4 separate regions of the Mus musculus genome follow, and regions 1, 3 and 4 are each linked to region 2. Evidence: chromatin loops called from intact Hi-C (ENCODE). Cell type or tissue: left cerebral cortex. All regions are shown on one strand. Region 1 has its middle 28 kb from the start of Gm40548. Region 2 has its middle 190 kb from the start of Gm40548. Region 3 overlaps Gm40548 (a long non-coding RNA gene). Region 4 has its middle 290 kb from the start of Gm40548.

The links. Hi-C counts contacts between places; a loop is a spot of excess contacts. Peaks named below come from ENCODE experiments on the same cell type or tissue, not always from the same donor. Only the 100,000 strongest peaks of a DNase experiment are listed, where the experiment ranks them.
Region 1: it touches region 2 in a loop (2.1-fold over the local background); 2 of 42 quality-filtered maps call a loop at or near these places.
Region 3: a loop joins it to region 2, with 2.3 times the contacts of the local background. A loop is called at or near these places in 2 of 42 quality-filtered maps.
Region 4: it touches region 2 in a loop (3-fold over the local background); 2 of 42 quality-filtered maps call a loop at or near these places.

What each region holds. Positions count from the first base shown.
Region 1 is chr12:92,028,120-92,030,619 of GRCm38, reverse strand. No RefSeq gene overlaps it. Among named protein-coding and RNA genes, the nearest start is that of Gm40548, 28 kb to the right of the region's middle. In left cerebral cortex, no CTCF peak of the experiment used is centred here; a DNase peak (open chromatin) is centred at 1,239.
Region 2 is chr12:92,187,827-92,190,326 of GRCm38, reverse strand. No RefSeq gene overlaps it. Among named protein-coding and RNA genes, the nearest start is that of Gm40548, 190 kb to the right of the region's middle. In left cerebral cortex, no CTCF peak of the experiment used is centred here; a DNase peak (open chromatin) is centred at 1,120; H3K27ac peaks cover 609 bases.
Region 3 is chr12:92,012,273-92,014,772 of GRCm38, reverse strand. It overlaps Gm40548 (a long non-coding RNA gene), which reads right to left. Exons shown (of 4, transcript XR_872912.1): 4 at 1,131-2,184. Among named protein-coding and RNA genes, the nearest start is that of Gm40548, 12 kb to the right of the region's middle. In left cerebral cortex, a CTCF peak has its summit at 1,346 (motif pointing left); a DNase peak (open chromatin) is centred at 1,338.
Region 4 is chr12:92,294,084-92,296,583 of GRCm38, reverse strand. No RefSeq gene overlaps it. Among named protein-coding and RNA genes, the nearest start is that of Gm40548, 290 kb to the right of the region's middle. In left cerebral cortex, no CTCF peak of the experiment used is centred here; a DNase peak (open chromatin) is centred at 1,502; H3K27ac peaks cover 328 bases.

The DNA of each region.
Region 1 (2,500 bases), 160 kb after region 2:
CCCTGAATGGAGGAGCTAGAGAAAGTAACCAAGGAGCTAAAGGGATCTGCAACCCTATAGGTGGAACAACAATATGAACTACCCAGTACCCCCACCCCCCCCAGAGCTCGTGTCTCTAGCTGCATATGTATCAGAAGATGGCCTAGTGGGCCATCAGGGGAAAGAGAGGCCCATTGGTCGTGCAAACTTTATCTGCCTCAGTACAGGGGAACGCCAGGGCCAAGAAGTGGGAGTGGGAGTGGGGGGGGGGGACAACTGGGGGGAGGACTTTTGGTATAGCATTGGAAATGTAAATGAAATAAATACCTAATTAAAAAAAACAAAATTAAAAAAAAGTTGATAAATTCCGTGAACTTGACCATCTATAGCCCTTTATTACAAACAATGAAATGGCTTCTCCTACTTAAGAAAATACTCAAGAAAAGACAGCTTTTGTTCTAATTTCTCCACAAACCATTGATTCTCTTGTTCTTGAAAGAGAAATTCAAGACCAACATGAAATGTTTCCTGTGTATTTTTTGTTCTAGATCTTTCTAGATACAGAAATACTGAGGATGAAGTTAGAAAGAGAGAAAGTGGGGATGAGTGGGCAAAACATTGGTGATGTAAGATACTGAAGAGAAAAGCAACCCAGCATATTTACTGCCCCTGCCTAGGCTCCTTTGAAGAACGAAATTAAATGGTTGTCTAAGGAAAGAGAATTTTTCTGTAGTTTAACAGAGTGAAATGTTGGTCTTGGCTAATGTGTGGCAGAGCATCTGAAATGGCTCTTGGAGTGATAAAGTTCATCTGGGGAAAAGCCAAGGGGATGTAACAGCCATGTCAGTATTTGATGCTCACACAAGAAAGGAAAATGGCTTTAGAAAATGAATAAAACCAGAAATAGAATAGGCAAAGTTGAAGCATGAAGGAAAAGCGTGAGGAATATGACTTTTTTGTTTGTGTTTTGTTTTCTTTGGCTTTATGGTGTGGTTTTAGATGCTTCTCAGAAATAAAAGCAGATTGGAAGGGCATTTGAAAATGTCTCCATATGTACCTCAGTGTACTGATAACTTTCCATCACACAGGAGCCGGGAGTTAATGGTTTGTTATAGCATGCAAGAAGCATGTATGTTCTCATAACTCACAGCAAGGTGATTTGTTCTTGCCTGTGGGTGAGAACTTCTACTGCATTTAATCACTGGCTATGTCAACCCTGGGTGGTTACATTCCCAGATGGTGGCTAACTACAAGGAGTGATAGTCTTTCAGACGTGTTAGAATTTTGCACATCCCTGTCAATTCCAAGAGACTATGTATAGACTTTGCCCAGATTCTCTTTGGCAATGGCATCTCCTTTCCTGGCAGTTTTAAATTAAGCAGCAACTTATATCAACACTGAAGTACACTAAACACCACTCTTCTCAACAGTATCATCAGTTGGTTTTATTCTTTTAAATTTTATATTTGTTAATTATATACGGAAGAGGGTCTGTGTGGGTATGTGCTTCTGTTGGTGAAGACCTGAGCTGACTGTTCCCCTGTATCTGGAGTTACAAGAACTTGTGAACTGTGAGTGTTGGGAATCAAACGAGTACCTTCTAAAAGAGCAGCATGTACTCTTAACCTCTGAGCCCTGTGCGAATGGATATAGAAAAGAGAAAAAAAAATGTTGCAGCCCGGAATATTACCCACTGTTTTGTTAATTTGAACAAGTAATGACGTGATCACATTATAAGCTAAACAATGGTCAGGCTTCAGACTTGTGTTCAGATGAGTTAAGATTGGAAAGAGCACACTAAATACAGACAGAGAAGGTGAGAAGGCGGTACTTCTTTACTTGAGAGAGAGAGAGAGAGAGAGAGAGAGAGAGAGAGAGAGAGAGAGACAGTGTGTGTGCGCGCGCGCGTGAAACAACAGTTAATGAAAAAATAGGCCATGAAATTGAAAGAACTCAAGGAGGAGCATGTAGTGTAAAAGGGTGTGGTGGGAAGAAGTAGAGGGGGGAATGATGCAATCAGATCATAATCTCAAAAACCATAAAAGGATAAGCCAGCAAACTGAATACATTAAGCCTCTCAGGCCTGTGAGACCACATTCTTATAGTCCCAGCTGCTTGAGAGACTAAAGCAGGAGGATCCTTTGAAGTCCTCAGTTCAGTGCCAGCTGAGGTAACATAGCAAGACTGTCTAACTCATAAATCAGTAACTGTAAGCGACTTGGGCATAGGTGTCTTACAGTATTGTGACCGTATTTTATTCACTAATCATTTTTAAATTTCTATCTGCCTTTGGATCTCTTGATGGCGTGTAAAAGCCCCGCATCCCTTAATTTAAAAGGCAAATAAATGTACAAAACAGACAAGAAATTTGGACAGGCTTCTGCTAGGCGTCCAAGCTTCTGAGAACTTACTAAGATTCAGTTAGAACTCTGGGCTTTTGAATATCCTCCATTTCTTATCAATGTGATAACACGGTCACTGAGACAGCATAAATCGTCTGAGTATCGAGCAGAGCCTGGGA
Region 2 (2,500 bases):
GAAAGGGAGAAGTGGCCAAGGATAGGCACACAGCAACCATGAGACATTCTTATCTCTCTAATTGTTTTAGCCACCAGTTCATGCATTGCAGCCCTGACCAGCCTTTTTCCAGGTCTATTCTCATTAAGACAATTGCTTTCTTCCAGCCATATCCTGGTCCAAAGTGTTGAAAAGATTTTTCAGAGTGGAAAGATTTTTTTTCTTACTTTGGCCTCTTGCTGAGGTTCTGAAATGATGTCTGTTCTGTCTACAGAGATGATCTCTGCAGTCTCTCCTGAAGCAAGCTAAGCAACAAGAATTCTGGGGCCTTGCAGCTCCTGTGGCCACCGCCTGACAGTAAATGCAAGTCTTATGTGTTCAAACCTAGAAAGACTGTTTTGCATAAACAGTGTTCCCTCTAAGCAGTATTATTGATTAAAATTGTCACACTTTTTGTGGAGCACTGGAAAAGAGCCCTGCAACCCTTCCACTCACCTCATTGGCCAGAGAGTAGCCAAATGCAAATACTGGTCTGCTCAGGAGCTTGGACCCTCTGCCTCTCCTAAGGAGGAGTGCAGAAATGTCAGGTTCATCTCAGAAACCTGTGTCTGCTATAAATTGTTCCATCCCTTCTACCTCGAAAAGTTTTTCCTTGTCTGTGGCAGGCTTCAGTGGTGCCAGGCAGGGGTGAGTGCATCCTTTCTACAGTCCTCCATGGCTTCACTTTCGGAACCTTTGCAATGTAAAACACTAAAAGGCTTCACTGGTTTTCTGCCATCAAAATCCTTTTTCTGGGTGGTGGGTTTTACAGAGGCATAGCAATACATACCACAGCCTCAGGATCACTTGGGAACTTGTTAAACTGTAAAAATTTCAGGCCCTACTACAGATCTTACTGACTCAAAGCTATTAAGATAATTAAGCTGGACTATACTGAAACAAGCTTAGCATCTGGAGCCAGAGAAGTACTTTGTGCCTCTGTTACCTTGGCTCTCAAGTAGGAGTATTGTTAGTATTTGCTTGAAACTGAGGGTTTTTAGTGGTAACATGCATGATCATCTAAAGTTCCTAGAATAGAGCCTGTACCAAGCACTCTAAACATAGGTACAATGTTCATTACAATATCTTCTAACTAAAACTCAAGTTGTGAAAGCTGGGGGCAACAGGGAATGTCAGTGAAGAGACAGCAGTTACTATTTCAAAGATGCTAATCCTCAAAGATGGAGAAACAGGAAACTGTTTCTATCAACTCTTTTAAGCTCATTTCATAGTCCACAGTTTGAAGGAGCTGTTTCTTACATTTTACTTCAAATTAAGGATTGTGAAGAAGCCTGTAAAACAGATTTCCTAAAATAAATGGATCAGTATTTGTATGTGATCTAATTTTGCTATACTGTCAAACACTGCCTGGCCCTCCCCCAAGGGCTGACCTTAGCACTTATATGCTGATTTATGTATTGAAATGCTGTGTTAAAGAAGCCCAAGGCTGGCTGATAAGTTGGAGTTTTAAAATCCTACTTCTTCCCCCATCAGAAACGTTTGAAGTGTGTTATTGTAGATGGGCTGAGTTTAGGATTAAGGAAATGACCTGTGGAAAGAAAATTGCTCACTCGGTCACAGAAGGTAAATTTAATTCTTCAAAAATGCCAGTGCCCATTTAGTAATTTAGGTAATTTACAAAACACAGGCTATTTACACTATTTTTCAGAAATCACTCTCCCAAACCTGATGCAGCGGTGGACCTCTGAAGAGAAGGTCGGGCACAGATTTGAAAATTAATGTCTTCCACAAATGCAGAAGCTATCGTGTTATAAGTGGCAGTCATCCATGTTTTATTTAAAAGAAGGTGTTATGTTGACACAAAATTCTCTTTGAATTTTCCCCATAAAGGTCAGCATCACTGCTAAAAACTGAGCATAGTTGATACTATCTAGTAAGATTTCTCTATGATACTTTTAAGAAAAAATGAAGGTGGCTTGAAGCAAGGGGAAAGATGTTTACTGGAGATTAGTTGCATCTTCCAAGTCTTCAACTGTTTGCTTCATTTGAGTTTTCTTACAACATAGATTAGTATAGATTAGTCTGCTGTCGAGAATTATATTGAAACAGAAAAAAAGTTGGGGAAATAAGTGTTCTCCCCCTATTTGAGTACCTGAAAACATAGTTTATTTTGTTGATGTTTTGATTATCATGTTAATGATTTTTGTATCATGAAAACACACAGCACTGAGATTAAAATAGGACGAATAAAACAAAAACATTATTAAATAGGAATCACACTAATGAGTTATCTCAGCAAATTCTTTCATTTTATGCCCAGGATACATAGGGTCGTGCTGGTAGCAAACTTGGTGAGTTTCAATACTTTGTTATGGTTTGCATATGATATATTCCTCAAGAAGATTTCCTGTATGTGAGTCTTGGTCTTCAGCTGATGGATCATGAGACTGCTAACTTGATCAATGTATTACTGTCACTGAAGTTCATAGCTACATGGCATCTTAGGAAGTGAGGCCTAGTG
Region 3 (2,500 bases), 180 kb after region 2:
CCCAACAATGGGTAAAAATAATGTTTTTTAAATCTATTACCCTCCCCATCCCACCTCCCGCCAATGGAGAGAGAGACTGTGTCTTCTCTGCCCTGTGCCCCTGCTACCTAATGAAATGTCCTAATTCACTGGTGACACCTCGGTCTCTACAGTTTAACTCCTTCAGTCCCATTTGCCCAGGTGACATCTCTCAAGTACTTTAAGGAAAGGTTCTATTCTAGCTTGCACTACAGTTGCCTTGACAAGCGTGAGTAAACTGCAAACTTCTTCCAAAAACAAAACAAAAAAACAAACAAACAAAAAAAAAAACCAGGGAAGTAGAATTCTTCTCGTGACTCAGTCTGCTTCAAGAGCAATATGGAGAATAAAAGAAAAAGTAGTGATAACTTTTTTTCTAATCCTAATGCCCTTAAGCACAGGCGCCTGATCACTGAGTGCGATGCGTTACTTGAGCCACCTACAGACCTCCCATCCATCCTCGGGGCCCTGCTTAGCCCCTGATGGTTTCTCACTGCAGAGTCCACTGGAGAGAAATGTTCCTATTCTTATGGCGGCCCCCTTCCCTATACACAGCTCCTCTCCTCCACTGTGGGAAGCTAAGGACCAGCCTAAGTCCAGCCCCTGCACTAGGCCATTTCCTGTTGTTTCAGGTGGTCTGAGGGCTCCTCCTTTAGGGGGTATCCACATGTCCAAAGTGACATGCGACGGAGGAGACTCTGAAGTTACAAGAGCCCAGTGTTCACCACACTAGGTTTTCTGGACACAGAAGGAGCTCATACACGGTAACCTAAAACAACATTTTTCTCCCCCTTTTTCGGGAATAATTGCTTTCTATTTTAACCCTATAAATGCATGGCTTACTCGGCCTCCTTCCTTTATCTTGATGGCCAGTTATAACTCATTGGTAAATTTAAGTTCTAACGTACATGCAAGAAAATGTGGTGTTCCGTGGAAAGACATGCAAGTGAATAAAAGGTTGGGGTTGGATGGATCTCCAGACCAAAATTTCAGGGCTGATTCTGGCAATCATTTTCTGAGCTAGTTGGGTGAGTCTCTCACAGCTTTGATTTTGATTATTCCCACCCAAAATACAGACAAATAAATAAATAAACAAAGGACCAAACTTTTCATCTCCCATTTCAGGTATATTGTAAGTAGTAATAATAACAATACTGAGAAAACATCACAAAACTTAGAATGTAAACAGTGCCTTCTAAGGATGAATGATTGGTCCTTTGTCATAGACGTTGTGGTCGTCATCATCACCATCATCTTCATCCCCATCATCATTCTCTTGACGCCACTTAGCACGTTAACTTTTTGTGTGTTGTACTACTGCCACCTACCGGCAGAATGCGTGAATAGGACGCAGTCTTTAAACATTAGGGTTTACATTTGCTTCGATGAGTGTCCACTTGGACTGAAGTGAAAAATGTGCACACACAAAAAAAAAAAAACCAGAAATGATCACACTTGTTATACTTGGCAAGGAGGATTCAGCCCCAACCTTGAATAAATGGGGCAGAAACTGAGCCCAAGGTCTAGATGAAGAGAAATTCAGCCAGGTGGTCTCATCCATTTTTTATTAGTCCAAATGTGTTTTGCATGTAGCAAGCTATGCTCCTATTAACTTGCAGGCCTAAAATGGAAACATTTAGGGCAAACTGTGGACTGACTGTCAGAATTGGAGAAAGTGTGACATTTTGATATACCCAAGACAGAAAACTGGCTCTGCTGGCACCGGAAGCTGTCAGCAGCAACTGGTCAGCGGAACTGGGCAGAGGACATGGCTGGCCTCTGCTGGCACCGGAAGCTGTCAGCAGCAACTGGTCAGTGGAATCAGATAGAGGACATGGCTGGCCAATCTTCTGAGTTCCCAACTCTGCCCTCACTCCCAGAGGATCTGCGATGTTTCCTCGACAACTTGACAAAGAGACAAATGCCCTTCCTCTTCTTTCAGGTCATTGTCAGAAACTTCTAGTTAGGGGCAAGAGAAACGAGCCGTTTGTACATTTCCTTTCCATGATGAATTTCTTCTGGAAGCATGCCAAAATTCTTATAGAAATCAGGAAGACTGATTGACCTACATTCAGGAAATGAAGTGATGGTTTCATTTAGGGCCATAAGCGAAACCTTCCCATATCGATATGAATGTCTGTCTACAGAAAGTCAGTGGAGCACCAACTACAAGAACAACGGGGCAGAAATGTTTCTGTCAAGACCGCTGAACTCAGGTTTCCCTTCAAAAGCAAGGAAAACTCAAGCCAGCCCACTGAAATACTCCTTTGTCACACTGTAACTTGGGACTTGATAATGATGGCGGGCGAGCATGGAGTGTGTATGGATTTATGAGCCTTTGGAGTAAGAACTTGATATATTTTAATATACATTAAGCTATGAATAAATTTTCAATATGATGGAAGGTCTTAGGAAAATGAGAACTTATACCTAAGGAAAACTAGAAGGTAGAAATATAAACTGGAAACATCTCTTTGGAAGA
Region 4 (2,500 bases), 110 kb before region 2:
AGAGGAGGGTAACCTGGTAGGAGAACCAACAGTCTCAATTAACCTGGACCACTGAGATCTCTCAGACACTGGACCACCAACCAGGCAGCATACACCAGCTGATATGAGGCCTCCAACACATGTACAGCAGAAGACTGCCAGGTCTGGGTTAATCAGAGATGATGCACCTAACCCTCAAGAGACTGAAGGCTCCAGGGAGTTTAGCTGTCAGGTGGGGTGAGGGTAGAGGTTGAGGGCATCCTCATGGAGACAGGGGGCAGGGAGGAGGTATGGGATGTGGAACAGTTGGAGGGTCTACTGGGAGGGGAATAAAATCTGCAGTTTAAAATTAATTAATTAATTAAAAATTAAAAATAAATAAATAAAATAAAAATAAAAGAGGGGTTCTGCAAGGCTCTGCTGTTTGAACCAATGAGCTCAAAGCAGAGAGCAAATCCCACATCCCACAGCCAACTGAACAATGATAAATGCTGTATTTTATTTTCCCAAGCATCATCTTTCAAGAAAGCAGCCAAAGAGGTAAAGATTGGTTATCTCAGCATAAATAATACTGGAGCTCCACCTGTCACTGATACTTACTGCTGACAAATTGGTATAAATATTTGAGATGCTAAAGAAAAAAAAAGTGTTGAAGTCATTGTGCTGAAACAAGCTAATTCATTTTTGAGGAGAAGGAATCAAGTTGGTTTTAGTCTGGGAAAAGACATATAGATACAAAGATTGAGGGTGGGACAATTCCTCTTTGTAATTCTAGCCTTTGTCAGAAGAAACAGAGAATAATTACACACACAAAATGGAAACAGGATGAATATTCAAAAGAAAGAGGGATAGTTTTGCCTTCTCCCTAGAGCAGCTTTCTTCCAAATTGTATTTGGACAAATTTTTATGTGTCTACAAAACTGATATAATTTTCATTTAATCTAGCCACAAAAGGTGCTACCTTCAATATTAGTTAAAGAATAATATCCTCATTCCTTATTGAGTTATTACTTAGTGGATGCCTTTTGAAGTTCTCAAGTTGGCTAACAGTAATATGAAGCTAACAGTAATAAGAAGAATTGTAGAACAACTCTTAAAGAGGCTTCCATTTTAGGATCTTCCCAGGGGTTCAGTCTCTTTCAGCATCCTTCTTGAGGATAAAACCCTGCATTCGCATTGGCCTATCCAAGGAAGTGCTTTTGTTTGTATTCACTTAGTCACAATTTTCGGCAAGAATATCTTTGCAAATGAAAGAATTCAGGCATCTGAAAGACCTTCAGTTTTCACACTTGGATAAAGAGATCACTCCTGGACTCAGTTCTCTCATCTGACAGGCACAGCAATACCTGTAGTAAAAGCTATTTCATTAACATTGAGAACAAAAAAAGGCAAAATACATGGCAAACTACTACAACTTTAACGTGTTAGATTTTTAGCAGTATTCTTCTCATTCCTCCTAAACTATGCCAGCATGTCCCACGGTCATTTTGATACTGCTTCAAGATCTGAAGTCATGAACAATGTGACTCTAAGTCAGCTACATTTCCTAAATTAACCACGTTATGTAATTAGTATCTCTTGATGTATGTGTCTGAGGTATTTTTCCCATAATTATCTCTTCCTTCCTCTCTTCAGCAACACTACCACCCACGTAGTTTTCAAATTACAGCTTTCATGGCCCTAGTTTACACAACTACTTGAGTGTACCACCTTTTTATGTTTTCTCTCTTTTATCTAGCTAATCTTCACAGTAGATATGACACGCAGTCCATCACAAGTATACATATATCTGTGGAAAAGCAACTCTGCTCTTCAGTCACAAAGGTCCAACTCAGGGCAAACAGGGAGACAACCACAGTGACCCTTGCTTTGCAACACAGTGAAAGTGCCTACTTCCCTCCTCCTCTCCAGTTGCTGACTCAACTGCCCTCATTCAGGACCTTGTAGATAGTGGAATGTACCAAGCCTCCATGGCCTTTGAACTAAATGAGGGAGAGACACTAGGCATCCAAGCCAACACCAAAAACAACTCTCTAGCACCGTGGACATTCAGGCCCCAGGGAGTCTGCCATTCTTAGAATGAAATTTCAGTTCTAAGTCATGAGTTGCCAGACAACTCAGAAATGAATATAGCTTGTTCTCTCTCCTATGAGTATTTGGACTGGGCCAAATCCATCAAGGGAAATAAAGCATAAAGGAAAACAGAAAGAATTTTTCTTCATGTCAAGAGTTTACATATTATTATTATTATTATTATTTAATTATTTTTTACAGTCCAGTCATTATCCCCCTCCCGATCTACCTTCAGACAGTTCCTCATCCCATTCCTTCTCTCCTGTCTCCAAGATGTACCCACTCCCTACCCCACCAGACCCCCCCCTCTGGGGCCTCAAGTCTCTCTCAAGGTTTAGGTGTGTCTTCTGTCACTGAGGCCAGACCAGGCAGTCCTCTGCTGTATGGGGCTAGTGTATGCTGCCTGGTTGATGGCTCACTATCTGAGAGGTCTCGGGGGTCCAGGTTA